Linked DNA regions of Mus musculus: all the other regions are linked to region 3. Evidence: chromatin loops called from intact Hi-C (ENCODE). Cell type or tissue: left cerebral cortex. All regions are shown on one strand. Region 1 overlaps Sntg2 (syntrophin, gamma 2). Region 2 overlaps Sntg2 (syntrophin, gamma 2). Region 3 has its middle 9.6 kb from the start of Gm15691.

What was found. Peaks named below come from ENCODE experiments on the same cell type or tissue, not always from the same donor. Only the 100,000 strongest peaks of a DNase experiment are listed, where the experiment ranks them.
Region 1: a loop joins it to region 3, with 2.5 times the contacts of the local background. A loop is called at or near these places in 8 of 42 quality-filtered maps.
Region 2: a loop joins it to region 3, with 3 times the contacts of the local background. A loop is called at or near these places in 12 of 42 quality-filtered maps.

The regions. Positions count from the first base shown.
Region 1 is chr12:30,176,625-30,184,624 of GRCm38, reverse strand. All of the region lies in intron 16 of Sntg2 (syntrophin, gamma 2), which reads left to right. Among named protein-coding and RNA genes, the nearest start is that of Gm32084, 35 kb to the right of the region's middle. In left cerebral cortex, no CTCF peak of the experiment used is centred here; DNase peaks (open chromatin) are centred at 4,736 and 6,877.
Region 2 is chr12:30,196,029-30,204,028 of GRCm38, reverse strand. Sntg2 (syntrophin, gamma 2) reads left to right here. Exons shown (of 17, transcript NM_172951.3): 15 at 2,662-2,754. Among named protein-coding and RNA genes, the nearest start is that of Gm32084, 54 kb to the right of the region's middle. In left cerebral cortex, a CTCF peak has its summit at 4,119 (motif pointing left); DNase peaks (open chromatin) are centred at 2,584, 2,789, 3,402, 4,087 and 2 more places; H3K27ac peaks cover 693 bases.
Region 3 is chr12:30,045,861-30,053,860 of GRCm38, reverse strand. No RefSeq gene overlaps it. Among named protein-coding and RNA genes, the nearest start is that of Gm15691, 9.6 kb to the left of the region's middle. In left cerebral cortex, a CTCF peak has its summit at 3,482 (motif pointing left); DNase peaks (open chromatin) are centred at 3,480 and 3,866.

The sequences.
Region 1 (8,000 bases), 130 kb before region 3:
TCCGATGCAGAGAAGAGAACTGGGTGTGAGCAGCTGTGAGCTAGGAGCAGACAGCAAACAGAACTCTGCTCTCAAGTCTCCCCACAGAGACCAATGCCAGGCATGGATTACTGATGCTGCTTCGTCAATCACACTGAAGTCAGCAGAAGCAAAGTGGAGTGGATGACCCATTCCAGCCATCTTGCAGGTTGTTACATTGCTCATGAAGAGGAACCAAGGACAGCTGAATGACCTCGGCTGCAGGAAGAGTAGAGACAGGGACACAATACCCCTCAGGAGCAGTGCTTGGTTCCAATGTTCCTCAGAGTCATGTGAGTCTGCTCCCATGAAAGCTTGCTCACACAGCTTAGCCAGCACACGATAGCAGGTGGCTTTCTTTGGCTTTGTTTTGTTTTGAGTGTTTCCTGTCTGTTTTGGAATTAGAATTGAGTGTCCTGGCTGACCACAGAATTAGAGCTACCCTATTGACAGAAACAGGTAGCTAAATGTAATCTCTAAGCAAGTGTGTAACTCTTCTTCCATCAGAAGACACTCTGTATCAAGTGGTAACTTGATGATACAGTTATTCATCTAGGATGTGGGCTGGAGCTAGTTTCTGAGGCTCTCTGGCAGCTAGCATCCTAAGCTTCCTAAACAAGCTGACCCTGAAGAGAGGCAAGCACGTGAGATGCCTGTCCTCCAAAAATGATCTCCGAAGCTTTTGCTGCTAACTGCCTTTAGGCTAGAGGAAGGAAGAAAAAGACTCCAAGGCAGGAAAAACGAGCATAATTAGACACTGGGATGTTCTTTCTAGAGTGAGACAGGTGGATACTGGTGGATGCCAGTATGTAGCTTGGGTTTGAGGTCCAGCCAGATCTGGTTTCTGGCATCTGAGGATTCCTGGTTCACAAATGTCACCTTCTCTGTACCTTCTTCTTCCTTAGTGGGAGGAGCTTTTAAACAAGAATACAAACCCATAATATGGTCTCCACTCATGTGACCCCACCATCTCCAAAAAGTCCCTTATCACTGGGGATTAGGCTATAACATGACTTTTGGGTGAGCATGGAGTCTCAGCTAATAGCACCGTTTCCGTCATCTCAGCAGGCTTCTCCAGAAGCTTCTACCTGTGGTCAGACATGGGATGTGCTTGTAACCATCACCATCAGATAAACTCGGGACGATACACATCCAGTGAGCTTCAGAGCAAGCTCACCCCATCCTCGGGAAATGATTCTCTTTTTTTAATGAGTTATGAGATTTTTGAAGATAATAATAAATTGTAGTGTCTGTTTAAAATTTGTTTTAATTGAAATTTAAGGATTTTATTAGTGACAAGTAAATGCTATCCAATTAGATGATCAGAAAGCCCCTCCCCTCAAGAGGTCCCTTAGTCACATCCTATGTCTTGGGTCTCTTCTACAGCACAGATACCACTTTCCAGGTGCCACTTAGATTTGGGGAAAGGCAGGGGACCCCCACCTCCTGGGACATGATCCTGGGCTGAACCAGCACAGAGATGAGGAAATAGAAGATATCTAGAAAGCTAATTGAGTTACTGGATCTATGTCAAAGGATTATCTCCACATATGAAAAGACACTGTCCCCAAAGGCAAGCACCATGAGAGTGTTGGACACCCTGAAGCGTAGCTGGTCTAGCTGCCCCTTCAGACATGTGCTGTAAATTTGCTTTTTCCTCTATGCAAGGGAACTGCCTAGATTGTCTCTTCTACTCCCTGTCCATTTCATTAATCACTTTGTTTCTAATTATAGTTTATGAAATAACAGATTCTACAAGCAGAGCCAGCTGGGCCCAGTTTCCATCTATGTTTTTGAATGTGAGTGTACGCTCGTTATTCACTGCCCCTGGAGATGAGTGAAGGCTGAAGATGTGGGTTCAAAGACAGAGCTCACGTTAGTGATAGAATGAAAGGTGAATTGGAGCACGGTGTTTTTAAAGGGGGGAAACAGAAGCACAAGGATGGGTATGCCCCCCTAAAAGGAGAGATGAAAGCAATCCTCCGTCCTCGCTGGGACAGGAAGAAAAGCCAGGAGGTTGCACTGGGTAGCCCTGCAGAGGTTGATGATTCTCCAAGTGGCAAAGCCCAGAGTGGTATGAGCCAGTGCCAGCTTTGTGCATTTGTAAATTATTTGTTCACCAGAGTAACCTGAAGGTATCTTTCCAAGGCATCACTATCAATATTTCACCCCTCGACATTAAATTAAAAATGAGGGAAATTCTATACTGTCCTTCAAGATATTGACCTCGGTTGAATAAAATGTGTAGGGTTATTTATCTTCGTCAGAACATGGAAATTTCCGAATGAAATATTTACTAGCACAGGAAAAAAAAAAAGCGAAACCACACAGACTTTCTTCATTCCCAGCTTCTTTTGCTCTCGGTATGTGTGTGAGATACCCTGGAGCCAGTGCAAATTACAAAAACTGTATTAGTTAAAACAGCTTTGCCAAAGGTTCTCGTTCATCTTAGAATATGCGGAAACACCCAACGTGACAGAATCAAGGTTACTTGGAGAAGTCATGTTTGTCTTAAAAAAAAAAAATTCCTACCAATGTCAATAAAACGCATTAGTTTGTAATTCTGTTATTTACTGAAGGAGAAAGACTAAGGATGTGAACCAGAGGTGTTTGAGAGATGGTTTGGTGGCGAAAAGCTCACAGAGCTCTTGTAGAAGAGCCAAGTTCAGTTGCCAGGACCCATGGCTTTCAGCTTGCAATGCCTGGAACGCAAGTCTAGTTGGATCTGATGGCATGTTTTGGCTTCCACTGGCACCTGTAGTCACATGTACATACTTGGCACAGACCATACACATAATTTTTAAAAAACTTAAAAAATGAATTCTTCTTTGAAAAACATCATGTGAGTCAGAGAAAACAGACAAATTCATCACCTAACACAGACCACAGCCTACAGATTACAACGCCAATTTTGAGGGTGACATTTTAAAATATTTGCCTTCAAATCCTGCCAAATATTGTGGTGGTTTGAATAAGTATGGCACCTATGCCCATATATTTGAATGCTTAGTCACCAGGGAGTTGAACTGTTTGAAAGAATTAGAGGGATTAAGTAGTATGGCTATTTTGGAGGAAGTGTGTTCCTGGGGGTGACCTTTGAGGTTTCAGAAGCCCCTGCAAAACCCAGTCACTCTCGCCTCCCTGCAGATCAAGCTCTCAGCTTGTTCTCCATCACCATGCAAGCTCCTATGCTCCCTGCCATGATGCTAATAGACTAAGCCTTTGAAACTGTAAGAAAGCCTCCAGTTAAATGCCTTCTTTTATAAGGGTTGCCTTGGTCAAGGTGTTTCTTCAAGCAACAGAATAGGGACATGCTAGAAGATATGACAGGGTTTCCATTTCCAGAAGGCATGTTCTTACACATCCCTGACCCAGTGGCTACCAGAAGTCACAGTTAACACCTGTTGGAGTTGAATCTGAGATATCCCCCCCACGTGTTTGAACTCTTGGTCCTCAGCTGCTATTGCTGACTCTAGACGTTGTAGAAACTTTAGTACCGGGCTCCAGCTAGCAGACATGAGCTGTCTGGGGTAGGGCTTAAAGGCTATATATCTGCTTCTGTTCCTAGCTTGAGGTCTCTGCTTCTTGATCTATTAAGATATGAGGTGCTGCCACCACATGCCCCATATACTCCCACCACCAAGAGCAGCTCCTACCTGATACCTTCCATGATGAATGGCAATCTCTTGAAATCTGTAGCCAAAGTAAATTTTCCTCCCTTAAGTCCCTTTAGATCCTTTGCCACAAGGATTTTAAAGTGTAATTAATTTAACACTGAAACCTTGGCATCTATGTTTTCTCCAGTGTATGCCTTATACATATTCCTGTACAAGTTTATGATAGTCCTAACTTTTTGCTTAAGGGAAGCAGTTTATGACTTCTTACTGACAAATCTGAATTGTCGATATCAGTATTCTACTTTAGGGTCATCATTAAGTCGAGTAAGGGTTGTTGTGGTACCAAGACAGTTGGTATGATAACAGATGGCTCTAAGTGACTAGCAGCAGGCAGTATCTACAGTGTGCACACGCTGGGCAAAAGGATGTCTTGCATCCCCAGTAGAAAAGAAAGATAGTATATGGTTCCATCAAGCTGCACAAATTAGTGGGCAACTTAAAACTTACAAATTGCTGACTTCTGGAAATTTCTTGTATTTTCATGTTTCAGTGAACCACATGTGGCTAAGACTCAGAAAGCGAAATCACAGTCAGTCTCCCTGATACAAGTAAATTCCAAAAAAAAATGAGAAGAGGCACCTCCTTTGAGGAGAACAATTTATTCTTACACTCTCCATCAGTCCACTCCAGCCCCAGACTCTGTCTTTCTGTCTCTCCCTCTCCCTCCCCGTCTCCCTCCCCCTCCCCCCTCCCCGTGTCCCCCCCTCCCCCTCCCCTCTCCCCCTCCCCCCTCCCTCTCTCTCTCTCTCTCTCTCTCTCTCTCTCTCACACACACACACACACACACACACAGGTTACTTCACCATTCCTGGAGAGCACACCCCTCACTGGTGCAGTCCTGATGCTTTGGGGTCTTTGGGGGATCTTTTATCCCAGTTGTGACAAGAAGAGCAGTCCTAAACCTGCCTATATCTGCACCTCTCAGAGCTGACATTGCCTTCCCTTCTACCCTCACTCAAGCCCTCATCTTTTCTCACAGATTCTTGTCCTTTCCTGAAAGGAATTTCTTTCTATAGGCCTTCTTTTCTCTCTCATTCTGTCTCATGTCCTTACCCCACAGACATGTCTCTGCCTCCTACACACCCTCCATCCATAGCTCCCTGTACTTCCTGAGGGCTGTCCTTAGAGTGGTGTTTGTGCTGTCTTGTGTAAGGATCTCTCAGAACCTATTCTGCATAGCTTCTCCCTAATGATACCCATGCACAGGCCCATAGATACCATCTGCTTTTTGCTTTTGGTCCTTAGTTCCTGCCCTTTTATGGAATGTTTCCACCCCCACCCCTGCACAAATGCAAAAAAAAATGCGTTATTCGAGGATTGATACACAAGGGAAGAAGGTACCTTCAAAATTACCTTCTCTTCCATACACCATACTCCATTCCTTGATACCATTACTATGGGGTTACTGGCCATGTTCTTCCAGTTTGATGGCAGCTGGTTTGTCTGGATATCCCTTCAACAGCACTACTCACCTTCAAGGTATAGCCAGGACAAAGACAGCTATAGAATAGGGAAATTGGAAAAGGCTGAAGTTCTGTCCTTCAGGGAACCTCGGGAATCCTGGTGATGCAGGATTGTTTGGGGCAACTCTCATTCTCAGACAGCTTGCAACATAACATATAACACTATTGTACCAATTTCCTAAAACTCTAGCAGGAGGCACAGGGAAGCCCTATGGGGCTTCTTGGATCCCTGACATCAAGTGACATTTCTGCAACTAACTGGCCTTGTCACTTGAAAAGATTGTTTTGAGCTCCATTTCCTCATTTTAAAACTGGAATGGTGGTCTCTGACTTTTATCTTACTTTATATTGCAATTTTGAGCTGAGGCATTGTTATTGATTTGCCAAAGCTACGTTGATAAAGGGATAATATCCATCTCATGGTGATGTTGCTCCAGTGTCTGTCCCCTGATTCCTGTCCTCATCTATCTTAATTAATTACACAGGGATGCTAAGGGAGCCACAGTGGGGTTACAGTTTCACAGATAGGGAAATTACACAGTCTCCTGCTTGCCCAGCTCAGCCCTTCCCTATATTTGATCAAAACTGCATCAGACTCAAGGAGTAAATTCTCAGACAATGTACTAGCCATGTGGCAAGCCATTAGTAATTTAAAGACAATCATACTGTTGACATTAGAGCTAGTAATGAATGTTAAAAGCATTGGAGGGGGTTAGCCCTGGCCGCTCACTACCTGACTGCCCAGCCAGGAAATGCAGGAACCAGAAACAGAATTGCAAGGTGGTATCTCTGTATCACAGACATTCACCATCAACTCCGTTCCAACCCAGCCTGGCATGGGTGAGAAGGGACCGGGTCACTGGTCAGGGCTTCTTTCCAGATTCGCCTTCTTTATTACTCAGACACTGCACTGGGGCCCCACTGATTAAATGTAGAAATACCTTTTATTTATCGGAAGGTTTTCATCCTAACCTGGGCTTCTCCTGGCTCCATTACACTTGTGGCCAGTGACCATCTGGAAGCCCCCATTCTCAAAATGTCAAATATGTTAAAAAAAAACAAAACCAAAACAGCACATATGTCACTCCTAGACAAGACAGCCCAGCTGACATTCGAGAAGAGCAGCAACAGTCTATAGTTACAGACTCTATATGGCTGTCTTGGCTTTTCTCCAAACTTGTTTTAAAAAGAATTATCTTTATTAAATATACCTCAGGCCTGTCAGACAAATTTGGAGGCGGCTGTTGTATCCCTGCGGTATGACTTCCTACTCTATTGAACAGATTCTCTTCCTCCGCAGGTGGGAGTTGGCAGCCTACACCACCTGTGACACAAGCTAAAGGGGCCAGCAGGTAGTGGCGGGTACAGAGACAACACTGGAATCACTGTGAATGTCCTGTCCCAAAAGGCCAAACATGGCTTTGGCTAACAACTCTTGCAAAGGGGGTAGTTCAGGATGCTTCTGCTGGCAGCATCTGCTTAGGATATAAGCGGACCAGCAGGTACCATGACTTCCCCCACCTCACCCTCCACCCTGGAACCAAGGATGTTCTATGCAATGTTCAGTTTTTGTATCTGGATCAAGCCTGCCTCCTGCTTCAGAAGCTTATACTCCATTCCTGCATAGGAACACTCTTGGCTGAGATTTTGCATGGAGTGACTTCTCTTGTGGTAGATAGTCTTTTCAAAAAAATTTTTGATGTGGCTTCAAATTACCATGCCAGGAAATACCAAGGCTGCTTTGAGATGTGTGTCTCAATACCAGTGGCCATCTGGCTGCTTCTTCTAGTTCGCCATGCTGTTATTGAGCAAACCGTAGGAATTTGTAAAGCAATTTTCAGCTTTTGTACAGAAAGCACAGCTGCAGAAGCATCCAGGATGTGGGGCTCTGTGACTTTGTCCCTCCTCTTACACCCCTGAGAAGATGATTATGATCAGGAGCATATACAGTATACATATATATTGAAGTAGAGTTTCGGTAAGCTTGCAAGAACATTGTGTTTGTTCAAGAATGTTCCATGGACTTCCTCTCTTATGGAGAAAAAAATCATAAGTAATAAAACATCCTGAGTATCATTTCATGGTGTGCAGAAAACGCACAGGTGGGTTGACATCCAGAGAAGCAGCTAGGTAACTCAACTCAAGGATCCAACAAACAACCAGGATAGGGTACCTATGTAGCAAGTATAGAGTTCCACTACGAAGTCCCTTTAGCAGTATGAGGAGAACTCTAAGTGTCTGCAAAGTCTTCTTCTTTATTCAAGAAAGAGAGAGAGGGAGAGAGGGAAAGAGGGAGAGAGAGAGAGAGAGAGAGAGAGAGAGAGAGAGAGAGAGAGAGAGAGAGAGAGAGAAATCAAAGCAATTCCTTCACGCAGGCAAAATCAATGCCAAGCTTCACCTGCATGCAAAAGGAGGATCGTACATTGGCAAGAAAAAAGAGAGAACCTTTGGGTCACAGGTATAAGGAGGTGGAGGACAACTTTTAAGTGCAAGAGACCCCATACCTGTGTCTTTTCTCTCTCTGGCTAGTATGACTTCGTGGGATTCTATTGTCCAGCTGGCTCTCCCTTTCCATGTACCAGCATCTCAGCTTCTTTGTCATTTCAAAGTGAATTCTCCTGTCCCCTTTCCTGGGTCACCCTCCCCTGGCACTCTGGTTGGTTCCGGATCCTGAGCACCAGTACAGGAGCAGTTTCTGAAAGGAATGGACCAGAGACTAAGAGAGGAATGTGGGTGGGGCCTTCTGTAAAGGAAGGTAGAAGCTAGTCTTGCAGTATGAGATCCTTCTCTTAGGAAGAGAAGCACCTTAGTTAAAACATCAGAGGTCCAGGAGAGCTTCGGC
Region 2 (8,000 bases), 150 kb before region 3:
ACTAGGGAGAGGCAGAAAAACAGCACCAGAAAGGACACTACACACCACATCCTCCTCAAATACAAACAAGCTTGACAAGGGATGTGATCAGACCTGCTCCTTGCTTTTCTGTGTGTGAGCCCAGGACTTTTCCAAGTTGCTTGTGTTGATGTCTCTATCATAACCATCACTAACATCCTCATGTTTATTGTTGTCTTAGACGGAGTCTGGCTGTATGGGCTAAGCTAGCCCAAGCTAACAGTCTTCCTGCCTCAGCCTCCTAAAAAACAGCATTGCAGGCAAGCCACACTAAACCCGACAGACTGTTCATTCTTCTCACATAGTCTCGTCCTTGGACGCGAGCCATTGCACGGGGCTAACTCTGCACCGTGTCTACACAACAAGGCTCTTTCTCCAGAACAAAGTTGAGAAGGCATTTTTGATCACTAGTCTTTTCATTTGGTTTTTGTCTTGGGGGAAAAAAAAAAAAGTTCCAGGTGATTCTGTGCTTGAGGTTTTTGAGGTTTTTCTTAAACACTGGTTCTTCTTTGCTGCTGCCTTTTCTTTTGTTCCAACGCTGACCTTCACAGCCATATACTTTGAGCTATTATTAAGGCCACTCTGACCTTTTCATATAATATGTTCTAAAATGCTCTGCAAACTTGTTCTAAAGTCTGGGCATTTGTAGTGGGCGGCACTTAGTACATCTCTCCTGAGCACAGTAATTTATTCACAGAGCTTTCTTAGGTGTCCTCTGCCACAGACAACCATGAAGCATTGTTTTGTGGGCCGTTGTATGCCAGGCTGCAGCTTCCCTTGAGATAAGGCAGTTCTCTGCCCAGCCTGCCAGTGTTCTGTGTGTAACTTTTATCCATACTTTAACCAGCAGATCTAAAGCTATTCAGCAAGTCATTCTTATAGCCTATATATCTTGAACAACTCCAAACATGTGTCATAAAAATTCTCCCTTTAGGTAACATTCAAATGTTTAAGCTGCTTGTGTATTTTTTAAATGTAAATAGCCCACAAGGGTGCCTTTAACATGGTCATGTTTATGACCACTACTCTGATATCCTACTCCCACTGGTTGGCCCATGAAGCCTACTCTTTTCAAAGGACTGGGAAACAGATGTCAACTTGAGGTTTTTTCCAACATATTGAAGAAAAGGATTTACTATACAACACAATGGAGGTACTGAGATGTAACGCACATATGCACACACACCATGCCAGACTCTGAAGATCTGAATGAGGAGAGGCTGTGTGTCTGGCAACCACTGGCTGGCTCTGCTGTGAGATTCCACAGGGATGAGTCTCTGCACAAACCTTCCGTGTCTCTCCCCTGTCCTTCCTGAGACCCCGAGGGGCTGGGGAAACATATGAGCTTGTAACATTCTACAACAGTGTTTGCCTACCCTCCAAAGAGCAGGCTGTATCCCCAGGGGTTCACAGCTCTACTCTTCTCATGACATCAGAGCTTGGGATACAAGAAGGCAGTGGTCCCCTAGAAATGTTTTCTCCCAGTTTATAATCGCTACATTTACATTCTAGACATGTAGTGAGTCCTAAAAACTATGAGAACGTAAATTGCCATGGACTTGCAAAAGGAAGCCCAGCACTTCTTCTGCTCTGAGTCAAGTTAGGGAAGGTGAGCTAAGAGAAGAGCTGGAGCCCTTATTAGAACTTCCATTTCCTACCAGCATCAAAACACTGATAGCCTGAAGAGGGGGCAGTGGGCAGCTGCTGTGTGCATGGTTTCAAGAAGCAGATATGAATACATGGCAGTACTGGGAAGCTGAGTGAAGCCTAAAAGAGACGAAGGGTTGTAAAGCTATGTCGGACAGGGTCCTTTCTTTGTGGGCCTGCTCTCTGTGCCCATTGTAAGAGGTGAAGGAGAGAATGGAGCCAAGATGTAGTGACAACCTCCCCAGGGATCCCTGGTATGGTTTAATGATATTCAAGGCATCTGTCTTGTTACTAGGATGAGAATATAATAGAGTAGATCTAAGCGGCAGAGTCAGTAACTGTGCAGAGGATGCCCAGGGCACCCTGGGTAGAGGGATAAGAAGCAGTGCAGACGTGAGATGGGCTCCTCCTGACTTCCCAGTGTTGAGTACATATGTCAGAGAGTCAGAAAACCAAGTCCTGCCCCATCATCGTCCCTAAGCAAGACCTTCATCTCTATCCCGTGAAAAGCACCCCGATTTCTCCCACAGAAATGATGGCATCAGGTCATCTGTAGACTGGGGTAACTTTACCTACAAACTGAAGTTGACAAAAAACAACTTCACCAGTTTTAGGACTGTTCCTTTCTACATGCCCTATATACGCCATAGACTACCGTGAAACACTTGAAGCACGTAGATGTCCAGTGAGTGTTTTTAAAAGAACAACGAAGAACAAATATTTGTTGGAATGTTTCAATGATTTGGTTTTGTTTAGCTGATGCCTTTAAAGACATCCTTTGTCTGTCTAAAAACGAAAGCAAGGAAGATCCCAGTGCCTACATGTGTCTCTGCAGTTCCCTGCAACCCCCAAACCTGCCTTTTTATTCTACATAGTTGCTGAGTTCAGACTGAAAACAGTGTCCTTTGGCTAAAAGTAGCTAATGTGCCAACTGCCTTGCTATGGCTAACCAGAACTATCACAGAGCTCTCACTCAAAATTAATACTCTTTTCTAGTCCAAAACATATCTGTGCAGCTGGCAAGGGGAGACGCTGTGCTTCACGGTGGATTTTGCTCTGGGATTCACCTGCTTTGACGGTAAGACAAAGGTAAGATGCAGGGAATGCCTGCGGCTCTGTGCCTGTTCCTTTGCAGCTATTCAGATATGTGTGAGAGTAGGCAGCACCCACCAGCTGTGCTGGAAATGAAGGTCTGCCTATATGATCTGCCTTCCTGCTTGCTAGTTTGGGGTCTCTGGGTGTTTACAAGCCCTAGAACCCACACAGCAAAATGTCCAGTGAAATGGTGCTTGGCAGCTATGATTCAGAGACAGACAGACGGGGAGGGAAGGAGAAAGAGGAAAACACAGGATGGGTTTTCATAATCTCCTTGAAGAGAAAAAAACCTACAACACTAGAACAGAATGAAAAGAACCGTAGTTTCAAACCTGAGTGGTTTTGGGGAGAGTACACTCCGCACGTTGGTAGAATGCATCCAGGAATGAAATGCTGTCCTGGATTCCAGCTGTATTGATTATGCCGCCTGTGTGAGCAGTAGAAATCACTGGATTATTTCCATCATCATCTGAGGGTTCTCCAAATTACATAAGTGTTAGGAAATCCTTTGCCAATGTGAAGAGCCAATGCTCTTTCACATAATATTTATAAAGACCTACTTTGCTAATTACAAATGAGTGATGTTTGTGCCTGTGGGGAATGCTGCTGTGAACGCGGGACGCCAGTAGATTTAGTTTAGAGATCTCATTGGCTTTTATTAGCAAGGACAAAGCATAAAAGCCTACAGCAGACCCACAGAGCAGAAGAGTGGTCTCTGTGGGTGGCTTGAGCAGGATCAAGGGACCCTGTATTACAGAACCCCATGGCTCTCACAGGAAACAGCTTCCTGTGGTTTCTCTTGCAGAATAGAGCAGAAAGGGTGTCCCTATTGTCCATTCGGGCTAGCTTGGTTCCCTTCAGATCAGCTGCTGCTGATCAGCACTTAGGAAGCCCTGACCTGTTGGAGTTTCACTTGTTGTATAAAGCTTCAGTTTGATGATGTGTCGTTGGACATGGATGATGGCAATGTGGTCTGGTCTTTGGGGCCTCAGGCTTGAGCTCATTCATACACATGGATTCTACTGGGTCATATCTGAATTTCTGTTACTAAGCATACGAACATTTCTAGAAACCTGCTTTCCACATACCTTGTGCCAGCTCAGCTTTGGCCTCCCTTCGTTCCAGAGCCCACAATGAAGAAGTGAAGGCTCATCAAAGGCTTCTAAAAATGAGCAGTCTTTTTCTCATAGCTGTTTCCAAACTGCCATATCTGAGCCTCTTAGGCTATGCTCTTTTGTGACCCAGTCTCTCAACCAGTTGATAAGTACTCCCAGACAGCAACTTTGTCTAGAACTCTTCCCTGTGCCCTTCCTTTTTCCAGAACAAAGATCTCAGCCAGGACAAGTCTGCCCTCTAGGGGACATATGGAGATAACTGAAGACGGTTTTTCCTCACTAGTACCTGGAAGGGTAGGGTACTCTGCCACTTCGGGATGTCCATTATGGGGGCCCAAATTGCTGCTTAGCACCTGCCATGAACAGGATAGAGCATTATACAGAATATTCAAGCAGCCTGTGTTCAGAGGTAGAGAAATCCTGAGACAGAAAAGGAACCTGCTTTTGTCCCTGGTACCTGAAAACTCACTACAAACATTGTCACTTCACTTCCTCAAAGTGAAATTATCATGATGTTTTCCCCATGGACTCACATGATGATTGTAGTAATAATAAAATGCAGTTGCATAAAATAATGTAATATCAAGGATGGATTTCAATTCTGTATCCAGCATCGAAGGCCATTCATGCTGTAGCACAGGGTCGGTGAGCAAATGACTTCTTGATCCTTGTCAAGAGTCCTTACCTTCTGTGACCATGGTACTCACACAGATCAATACAGAACCCACACTTGCTACTAATTTGATCCAGACTCCAGACCTGAATGCTCTTGCCAAGTGTGTCCTTCTGGGATGCATATGGTGTTACAGCATCTACCGTGGAGGAAGAAGTGCAGAACTTCTACGTAGTTTCTGCTTCTTCATCTCTGACACGCAGTCTTGCACTTCAGGACACCAAATCTAAGACCTTTAGGATTCCACCTTAAGGGCAGGTTTGCATGGTCTATCTCCACACAGTCCTCAGGATTCTATGTGTGTCTTTGGTGCTGCACTTGGCAATATCCCGGAATAGATCCTGGTCAAGGCCCTAACCTAGGAAGAGCAAAGCACAGCACAGCACTGCCTGCTAGAGATTCCACTGCCGGTCTACTTGTGCTTCTGTCTCTGGCTTACTCATGGTCAGCCAGTCTTCCTGTCACTCCAGGGACTAGAACAGTACACATAAGAGTCTTCAAGAGGCCATATGTGAGAATCTTAGCATGTCTACCCACTGACTCGTGTGCAGCCAGGGGCAGCAACACTGCAAGGGAAGAGCTTGATATGAACTCCGGTTCCTAATGACATGGAAGTGGGGTCTAGTGTTCTGGAGCTCCCTTCCTGTTTCTGTAGGATCTGGGGGAAGTTCTGAGCTGGTCTGCACAGGCTACAAGCAACATGTTTGACCTCACAGTTGCATGGCCCCTTGCTCTTGTGTGAGGGTTGAACCCACAGTACACAATATCAACTAAGTCGTGCATCAGCCATCTTCCTTTGAAACCCCTTCCTGCTCCCTTGTCCTCTTTTTTACCAGGCAATGTCCTTACTTCCCATGGTAGGTCTCAAATGGGGCTCTGACGACAGGTCTTAACATTTAATCTAGCATCTTTCCCTGAAAATTAGCCTTTCAAAGGTTTTAAATGGTATCATTTGTTTCATAATGTGGCACATGACTGCTATGAGCCCTTGGGGACTGGACTCCCTGGTGACAGACTATCTAATCAGTCTGAACCTTGACCATTAAACATTAGAATTCATGTCAAGCCAGTTACTGCCTCCTTGGGCTAGACAAAGTAGGCTGCCTCTTACTCAAAATACCATGGATAAGGATGGGGTCAGAGATAGCTCAGTCAATACAGTGCTGACCTTGCAAGCATGGGGTCCAGCCCCAGAACCCACCTAAGGAATCCAGAGGAGGTAAAGACAGGTCAATCCTGGGAGCTTATTGGCAACCAGCCTTACCTATTGAGTAAGTTCCAACCTAATGGCAGGCCTGTCTCAAAGAAAAAAAAAAGTGGGTGGTACCTGAGAAACAACTGAGGTTAACCATCTGGCTTCCACATGCATGCCTACATACAGAGAATGAGAGAGAGAGACAGAGACAGAGAGACAGAGACAGAGAAACAAAGACAGAGACGAGAGAGACAGAGAGAGAATGTGATAAGGAGACCCTTTGAAGGCACAGTGTTGAACCAGTCCATTTGTGTATCATTGCTGAGACACAGCTAAATCTATGACTTAGCAGTAGCTCTCCATATCAAAGGCCTAAGAAAACACAATTTGAGGGTGGAATATGATTTGGTGGGAGAGTATGATAGCATACACAAGGCCTTAAGTTCTATCCTTAGTAGCACACACACCATGCTAGGATTCTGATAACTGTTTGTGGTTTAGTGAATATTTATATGGACATCCCTCATACACTAATGGCTCAATTCTGTAACACTCACTTCTCTTACCAGGGAGAGACAAGCCGTTGTCTCCGGCCATCAGTCTATTCTTACCAGCTATTTCACCAGCATAAGGAGTAATTAGGAAGGGCAGGAAACATAGCCAAGCATGTTCCCTACCCGGATACTAAATGAGAAGACCATAGAACATTTGTACATTTCTAGAATGACATTTTAAAGGCATCAAAATTAGAATAATCTAGAACACCATTCTAGGTATATAGGCCCATCCCTGGACCTGACATGTCCACAAGCTAGCTGGCATGAGAACACTGGTCAACATAACAGTTTTTGCTCTGTAACTTGATGCTGACTGATGTTCTGGTCTTGTCATGGTAATGAAGGTAGGGAAAGAGCTAGATTTGGTTGCTAAAACCACACAAAGGACAAAGGTGCCTTCTTGCTCCATGACTGAGAGCTGAGTGTTGAGATGTCCCCAGCCTTTATTACTCCAGCAGGACTCAATGCCCTTTCAAATCCATCTCCTGATGTCTGAACTTAAATGAGCACTATTTGTGGCATGATCTCTAAGCAACCAATCTGGGCTCTGAGTTCCCAGCTTGCAAACCCAGATCTGTGTACAGAGGATCAAGTGCATATTTAAGAAGGGCTCAGCATTTGGAGACTAAGTAGCTTACTTAGACCACAGGCAGAAAAAGTTTTCATGGTTTTCTGAAATAGTTTTCTTTTAAATAAAAGATAACATTTTAGGTTCATGAAGGAAAGCTTAGAACTTTGAAAATTGAGACGAATGACCATGAGTCATTAAAGACAACAAGCTAAATAAGTGTCAAAGATGCCAAGGTGCTATGGCATCACCATGCTGAGGACATAAGGCTCAAGTGAAAAATTCCGGAATAAGCCTGCTGACCACCCCATTCATCATAGGGCCTGGATATTTTGCAACACATCCCAAAACAGGAGAAGCATCAGTTTCTTCTGTCACCCCAAATAAGGGCTACATGGTGAAACTGGTGGCCTTATGCTGTGACTGGGGTGAGGTTTTTCATGTTCTCTTAATTTCTGCTCTGAAAACAGCCTGGCACTCAGATCTGCCAGAGCAGGCAGAGGCTCAGCCTCAGCACGGAGGAAATGCAAAGGTGGAGTGGATAGTTCTCAAGTTACTGTGGAGTCCAGATGTCTAGACACATAAAAGCAGCAAGAGCTGTGAGACTTTTCTGTTAATCCATGTCCTCTGTTCACTATGAAGAGTCTCACAAGGAACCGCGACGACGCCAGTATGAGGCATGGCACGCAGCTTGCCGTCTAGAGGGACAGAACCGTTTTTTGAGACTTTCCATTCCTTGTCTGCCTAACACTGAAACTACTTTGTTCATTTAGAAAATGATGTTTGCAATAGAAACAACCTGAAGGTTGCTAAAACATTGCTAACCCCCGTTGGTATTTTTCTAGGACAACAAAGATTGCAATTTCTTGTTTTGTGAGGCAGGGTCTCCCTTGGTAGCCCTTGCTGGTTTGAAGCTCACTCTGTGAACCAGATTAGCTTCAAACTTCTTGTTGCATTCCCATCTCAGCCTCCTAAGGACTGAGATTACATCTTACCTCTGAGGCACCTCAGCAAGGGCTTCACGGGTTTGTGGTGGAAGGCAGTGCTGCCTGTGTCATCCTGTTGGTTCTTGGGATCCCAAGACTGAATGATAGGATGATGTAGCCATGATGGGGTGATCAACCAGGAGGCA
Region 3 (8,000 bases):
TTTACAACTGTATGAAAGCAGGGAGGGTGTAGTTACTAAAACTAGAAGGGGGAAATATTTATAGAGGAAGAGGAGGAAAAGAGGGAGAAGGGATAATCAAGGTTACAGGAGAGGAGAGAATGGTGTGAGTGAGAGGAGGACAGGAGGGGATGGGGGAGGGGAGGATGGGAACCATCAGGAGGACTAGATGGTACAGGAGTGAACTGTATAGACCAGCAGGAGGATGGGAGGGCATGGGGGAGGGGAGGATGGGGAGAGAATAACAAAATCAAAGAATATTAACAAACCTAAGAAGCAAGCTGATGGAGCCATTGTAATATCTAACAAAATAGACTTCAATCCAAACTAGTTGGAAGAGATAGGAAAGGACACCAACATACTCAAAGGAAAAATCCACCAGAATGACATTGCAATTTTTAACATCTATGCCCCAAACACGAGGGCACCAAAGTTTCTAAAAGAAACACTGCTTCGACTTAAATCACATATTGAACTTCACACACTGATAATACGAGACTTAAACACCAGACTCTCATCAGTAATCAGATCATGCAGATAAAAAGTAAACAGAGAAATTCTGGAGCTAATTGGTGTTCTAAACCAAATGGATCTAACAGATATTTACAGAACATTTCACCGGAACTCAAAAGAATATATCATCTTCTCTGCACATTATGAACCTTTCTCAAAAATGGACCACATATTCAGCCATAAAGCAAGTTTCAACATACACAAGAGAATGGAAATAACTCCCTGTATCTTATCAGACCACTACATATTAAAAGCTGGATATCAACAACAGAAACCTTACAAACTCATGGAAACTAAACAACTCTCCATTGAATGAAAAATAGGTCAGGTCAGAAATAAATTAAAGACTTTCTTGAATTGAATGAAAATGAATACACATGATATGAAACACAGTGAAGATGGCTCCAAGAGACAAGTTCATAGCACTAAATAGCTACATTAAACAACAACAACAAACAAACGGAGAGAGCTCATACTAGCAACCTAATAGCATATCTGAAAGCTCTATAACAAAATGAAATAATTATACCCAAAGGGAATAGACAGAAAGGAATATTCTAACTTGGGGCTGAAATAAATAAATGAAAACAAAGAGATCGCAAAGAGTCAATGAAGCGGAGAGCTGGTTCTTTGAAAAATAAAATCAAGGAAATCAACAAACTCTCAACCAAATAGCAGAATCAGAAATGAAAAGGGGGCATAACAACACCAAGGAAACCCAGAGACTCATAAGGGCATGCTTTAAAAATAGCTACTCTACCAAATAGGAAGTAAAAAAAACCAAGATAATTTTATAGATATGTCCTATTTGCCAAAGTTAAATTAAGATCAGACAAGCTATTTAAACAGATGCATAGCCACTAGTAAAATAAAAGCAGTCATTAAATGTATCCCAAACAAAACAAAACAACAAACCAAAACAGAACAAAAACCCAGGGTCAGATGGTTTTAGAACTGAATTCTGCCGGACGTTCAAAGAAGAGTTAATACCAATACTCCTCAAATTATCACACAAACCAGAAGCAGAAGGAACATTGCCCAATACATTTTATGAGACCACAGTTGCATTGATACCCAAGCCTTATAAAAAGCCAGTAAAGAAATACAGATGAATTTCCAGTAACATAAATTTTAAAATACTCAATTCAAGAATACATCAAGGTTTATCCACCATGATCAAGTCAGCTTCATGCTAGAGATCAATAAGTGTAATCCACTATATAAACAAACTGAAAAAAAAATACCCCACATGATTATCTCATTAGATTTTTAAAAAAGCCTTTGACAAAATCCAACAACTATTCATGATAAAAATCTTGGAGAAATTAGGGGGTCTAAGGCATATAACGAAGGCAGTTTACAGCAAGCCCATGGCCAACATCAACTTAAATGGGGAGAAACTCAAAACAAATTTCCACTAAAATCATAAACAAGACAAGACTTCACACTCTCTGAATGCCTATTTAGTATAGTATTTGAAACTTTAGCTAGAGCAATAGCACAGCTGAAGGAGTTCATGGAGATATAAATTGGAAAAAAGTCAAAGTATCATTATTTTCAGATGATTTGATATACGGAAGTGACCCTAAAATTCTACTGGGGAACTTCTCCAGCTAATAAACACATTCAACAAAGTAGCTAGAAACAAGATTGATGCACAAAAGTCGGTATACCTCCTACATACAAACGGCAAATGGTCTGAGAAAGAAACCAGGAAAACAATGCCTATCACAACTGTGCACAAATAATACAAATTCACAAATAATACAAAATACCTTGGGGTGGCTCTAACCAAGCAAGTGAGAGACTTTTATGATAAAAACTTCAAGTCTTCGAAGAAAGAAATCGAAGGAGATATCTAAAGATGGAAAGATCTTCCGTGTTCATGGACCACTGGGATTAACATAGTAAAAATGGCCATCTTACCAAAAGCAATCAACAGATTCAATGCAGTCGTCATCAGAGTTTCAACACACCTCTTCAAAGATCTGAAAGGACAATTCTCAGTTTCATATGGAAAATAAAAACAAAACAAAAAACAAAATCAAAACAAACAAATAAACAAAGCCAGGACAGCTAAAACCAATCCTGAACAATAAAAGAATTCCCAGAGGTTATCACCATTGCTAACTTCAAGTTAATATTTTTTCAAGTATTTTTATGGGACTTCTCATTTTTATAGGATCTCTCTCTCTCTCTCTCTCTCTCTCTCTGTGTGTGTGTGTGTGTGTGTGTGTGTGTGTGTGTGTGTGTTTGCATGAGCAGTCTCTGAGTTCTGTGCTTGCTCCCATGTTCTTTTCCTTCTGTCCATTTGTCTTGTCCGACTTCATCATGGTGGTTTTTTATCATATTTCATTTTATGTTGTTGTGTTTTCTTATTATCTCTTAGAAGCCTGCTATTTTCTAATGAGAGACAGAAAGAAAGTGGATCTGAATGGAAGAGGGGGTGGAGAGGAACTGGGAGGAGAAAAGGGATGGAACTATAAACTATAAACTGGTCATAGTGTATGAGAAAATAATCTATTTTTAATAACAAGGGAAAATAATTAGAAAACTACTTCATTTACAAGCTAAATTTTAAAAACTAAGATGAAAGTTCTCAACATCCCCATTGCTGTTGCCCTGGGCACAAGCCTTTAGCCTGACCTTCGGGGACACCTACATTTCAAACCATGATGCTCTCTTTACCCACTGAGATTATCCCAGTGCCTTCCCTCTGACAGGTAGCTTTTAATCCCATCGCTTACAACCCATGACAACTTGGTACCTTCTTGACTGCTCCTATCCCATGACATTTGAATAGAACTCCTAGAGCCTTCCAGGGCCAAAAGGTGAAGGACAGCGGTGAGTCTAGGGGAAAGGAACAAAGGTCAAATAGGTAGACTACATCATCCAGGATTTCTGCGAGGTGGCTTTTGCTCTGTCCATTGTCTCACAGCGCCACCTGCTGTCAGATATAGGGGAATCTCACAGTTGCTGAATTTTTTGCCATTGTATTGGCTTTGCTGGGAACATTTACTTTCTTAAATCCCAGTGAGTTGTTTTGAGACTTGCACACAGAAGCCTTTTCATTTCATCCATTTTGGTTCATTTTTTTTGGTGTTATTAGAGTTGTACAAACAAGGTTAGTTTCTTACTCATCTGTGAAACTGAAGACCGTGGTTTACAGCTGACTCTTGCGTGTGGCTGTTGCAACATCCTCTTAGCTGTGCTGATGGCTTCCCCAGAGTCACATAGCTACATGCTGAGAGTACACACCTGTTCACTCCTTCCTACTATCACCTGCCATGCACCTGCAGGGGCAGATGGGCCGAGGAATGGCAGAGATGCCCAGCGTCTGCCTCACGCTAGACTCCAAGCTCCAAAAATATCCTCGAGTGTTTCAAGCCGGAAGCTGTAAGCTCTGAGTTCCCTTCCCTCGACTCCAACACTAGTTTCACAGTATTTGGCCAGCGTGTTGTCCAAATCACAGAATGTGTTTCTCTGCTGTGCCTTCAGCAAATCTTGTGGCTCCAGGCAGGCCTACTACCCTAAAATAGGAAAAGCCTTAAATAAATGTATGACCCTCCTGCACACTATAGAGGTTCAGGAACACTGGGTATGTTTCTACGGTCCAATAAGAAGAGTGGAAATAAACTATCAAGAGCTACAGAGGAAAACCCAGCATGGAGTCAGACAGTGGTAGACTATTGAGACCGTTAGGCATGAGCAGCGTGTCGGGTTTGTTCATGAAAATGCAAGGGAATTACATGATAGCAGGAAGTGCCTCCTTTGGGGTCACCTTGAGTTTGGCTGAGAGTAAAGGAGAGACTAAAACAAGGTGGCCAAGAACCCAACACTAAAATCATCCTGGTGCTAGTTCTGTGAAACAGCCACCCCATGAGCAATGTCACCTGCATCATAACTGCCACCTGTTCCTGGGGACTACGTGTAGACCTCTGGTGCCCCGCTTGACCTGTGGGTGTTGCGAGTTGCAGTTCGTGGCGAGTGCAGTACAGGCTCTTTCTTTCCTCTCAGCCTCCTCTCCCTGGCTCAGTCATAGCAACTTGAATGCTCAGCCCGGCTAGCCTTCCATCCTAGGAAAGTTGCTCCTAACCACCACCACCACCACCTCCACCACCTCCTCCTTCTCCTCCTCCTCCTCCTCCTCCTCCTCCTCCTCCTCCTCCTCCTCCTCCTCCTCCCTGTGACAAGTTTGTCCTCCCTGTGTCCATCCCACCAGCCTGACCCATGCAGGGGCAGCAGCAGCAGTGCGCCTCGGACCCTCTGGTATGCTTCACAACAATTCATTTGTCCCCGCAGACTCAGCACACAGCACTCAGCACACAGCACTCAGCACACAGCACTCCTGGATCTCCTGTGTCCCCTTTCTATGGTCTGCTCTATCCTGCGAGACCGGGTAGAAGATTGTGCTGTGTTCTTTTCTTTTTACTAAAATGTCCCCGAGTATAAAAGTGGCAGCCACAAGCCTGGTGCCAAGGAAGTAATGGGAAGAAACAGGCTCCCTGCTCCCAAAAGCCCGAACCTGATGCAAAGGAGCTTTCTTCTCCCTGGGTGGGAAGCCCTTACCCCTTTGTCCTTACCCTCATCCCCCACAGAAACAGCACAGGATGCAGTGGGGTGCACTGGAGATGACCCCACTCACTCAATACCAACACCAATAGCCAGCACCACCTTTGCTCTAGAATTAGAGTCCAGGGTGACAATAGACTTAGCCCAGTTAGGCCAGCTGGTGTAAGTCTCCCCTTGGGAGCTAGAGGGTATCCCATATTGGAGCATAAAGGAACTAAAATAGAGGTGTAGTCTGCAAGGAGCCAGCTGTCCCCACCTGGAACACACAAGCCACAGACCCTTGGGCAGGAGAGGAACTGGGTCAGCAAACCTGAGCACAGTGGGATCCCTCAGGTTTTCAGGAGTGGGAGCCTCAAGGTCAGGGGTGCCTTAGTCCCAGAGCACCTGTTTTCCTAAGCAGTGATGCCAGGCAGCAAATGGCTGGCCCATTAATCTTGGGGTACATGGGTGATGGGAGGGTAAGGAGGTGAACACCTTCCTATTGATGACCCGGCAGAGTAGGACACATTCTTCTCAGACATCAGAAGCCCTTAGAGATTTGATTTCTGTAAGCTAATATCAGCAGCGTCAAAGGAGAACCATAGACTTACAGGGCAGAGAGGAAGCTCAGCTCAGCTGCCGGGATGGTGAGACCGTTTAGGGGCCAACAGCTGCAATGGTCTCAAGATACTGCAGAAGGCTCATCTGGTGACATGTGATGACCACCCTTTCCTAGGTGGAAAACTGAGGTCAAGAGCCAGCAGCAGTTCCACTAGGCAAGCTCAGAGCAGCCTCAAAATTGGCAATCCCTCACCTGAGAAAGCCCAGCATGGCACATTGTTGAGCTGGCTGGGACTAAGCAGCCATCCGTGAGGAAGGAGCACCCTGCTGCACTGGCAGCTCCAACCAACAACACATTTTAGACACTGGGAAAACAGTGTCTGCTGTGACTTAGCTCTGGAAAATTATCCCTATACCCAGCTTGCTCTATCATTTTCTGAGACGCCACTTACACCCTAGATGTTAGATGTTACTGCGAGACAGTATTCTTTAAATATGGGGGGGGGGCTTAATTTAGAGAAAGAACATTCTTTAACTGTCCTTACAGTGACGAATTTATCAAAAATAAAGTCTCTATTCAAATAATTGTAGATTTTAATTCACCACAGCTGGATATATCTGATAGTATTTAAGTAAAGCTTCCCTTTGTGAAGGTATTTGGAAGGAGAAAAGTCACACTTTCTTCTGGGATGACAAGGAAAGTCTTTGTGCATTCTGTGTCTCTAGGGGTAACTGTTTCAACTGATGGCGTTGGTGTTCCTTCTGCAAATGTCAGGGAAAACAATTTAGGTGAGCCCTGGGTCCACTTAGGTGCCACCTGAGCAGATGTGGAAACAGGCTATATCACCTCTCCTCTGACTCAGTTTACTGTAAACCATGAGTGCCCTGCCCTTAACGCATAAGCACATCAAAAGAAAATTTGAGACACTGCCAGATGCCTACATGACTTTAACAAACTGGATAGCACTTCAAGTGGAAGGAAGGGTCCCTTACACAGTGATAACCATAAAGACTTCCTAGTTCTGAGCTCAACCCTCGGCCAGCTTCAAAAAGAATCTGCTTTGTGGAGGAATCGTGTGGCCATGTGAGTTCAAAGGTAGATCTGAAGTGGTGTGGAAAGCCAACAGTGGTCACAAGGCAGAGCACGCATATGCTAGTCTGATTCTTTTTTTCTTTCAAAGAGAGTCCCCTTGGAACTGGCTGCTGAAGCCGATTCAGTTTGTTCCTCAAGGTCACTAAAAAGGATGAAGATGCTGCGGGCCTTACAGGCTCCCTCACCATCAATCACTACATCCACAAGTCACCAAAGAGCCCAGGTGTCTGCAGGTATCTTCTGTAAAGCTTTTCGCCTCGACACGTAACGTGGGGTTTAGTAAAGTAAGCACTTTAGTGAGCTATATTTCAAAAATTCACCAAGTGGTAGACAGGGAAGGATATGAGTTCCAAACTATTTTCTGGAAGAAATGTTATGAACATTCTACTAAGAGAACAAATTTCACAATATGTCTGTTCTGGGTCTCCCACCGTGATAAGGAGATGTAGGGTCAGGAAGGGCCATGGGCCAGATGGGGCCAAGGACATGTGATCAAAGAGCACAAAACACCAGAAGCTTGTACCACAGGAAGCAGTAAAAATCAGAATTTAATTCTCACTCCTATGATTGAAGCCAGTGGAAGGAACTAAACGCTGGGGGCTGACGGGAACGTGTTCAGCTAGGAAATGTGCTTGCAAGTAATGATTGTGTGCAAGCTTGTCTTTCTAATTATTGGTTTTATATCCATCTTATTTGTATAATCTGTACACAGTTTTACTTATTTAAACTAAGATTTTCCAAAAGCATAAGACATGCCAAAATATTGTAGATGATCTGTTTCTGAAACTTATGCAAAACTGGTATTTGCTGGGCGATAATGGTTGGGAACACCTGCCATCTTGATGCACGAGGAGAGCGCTTAACCTCTTGCCTCAGTCATTCAAATTCCCCAAAGCTGAGAGGCCACGAGTACCAAACAGGATTGTGCTCCAGGTGCAGAGGATCCAGGAGCTATGGCCCCTTCTGATCGTAAACGATTTCCCTCACAGAGCCAGGCCACCATGACCTCTACCTCTGCACTGAGATCCTCCAGTGTCAGTTGGTGGGAACTTCAACAGAGACTTGCTCTCTTGGTCCTTATAGATTCATCTTCTGGTGAAGGAACAAAGCCCTAAGGGGCATCACAGAACTCTGTGGCTCTATAGCAAGCCTAGGGGTGCTAAACTCTGACATCTTCATTCTTACAAACTGTTCCACTCCTTGGGACACCTTCAATGTTAACAACACTGAAAATTGTTGGAGAGGGCTTTTCCCTGCCACCCCA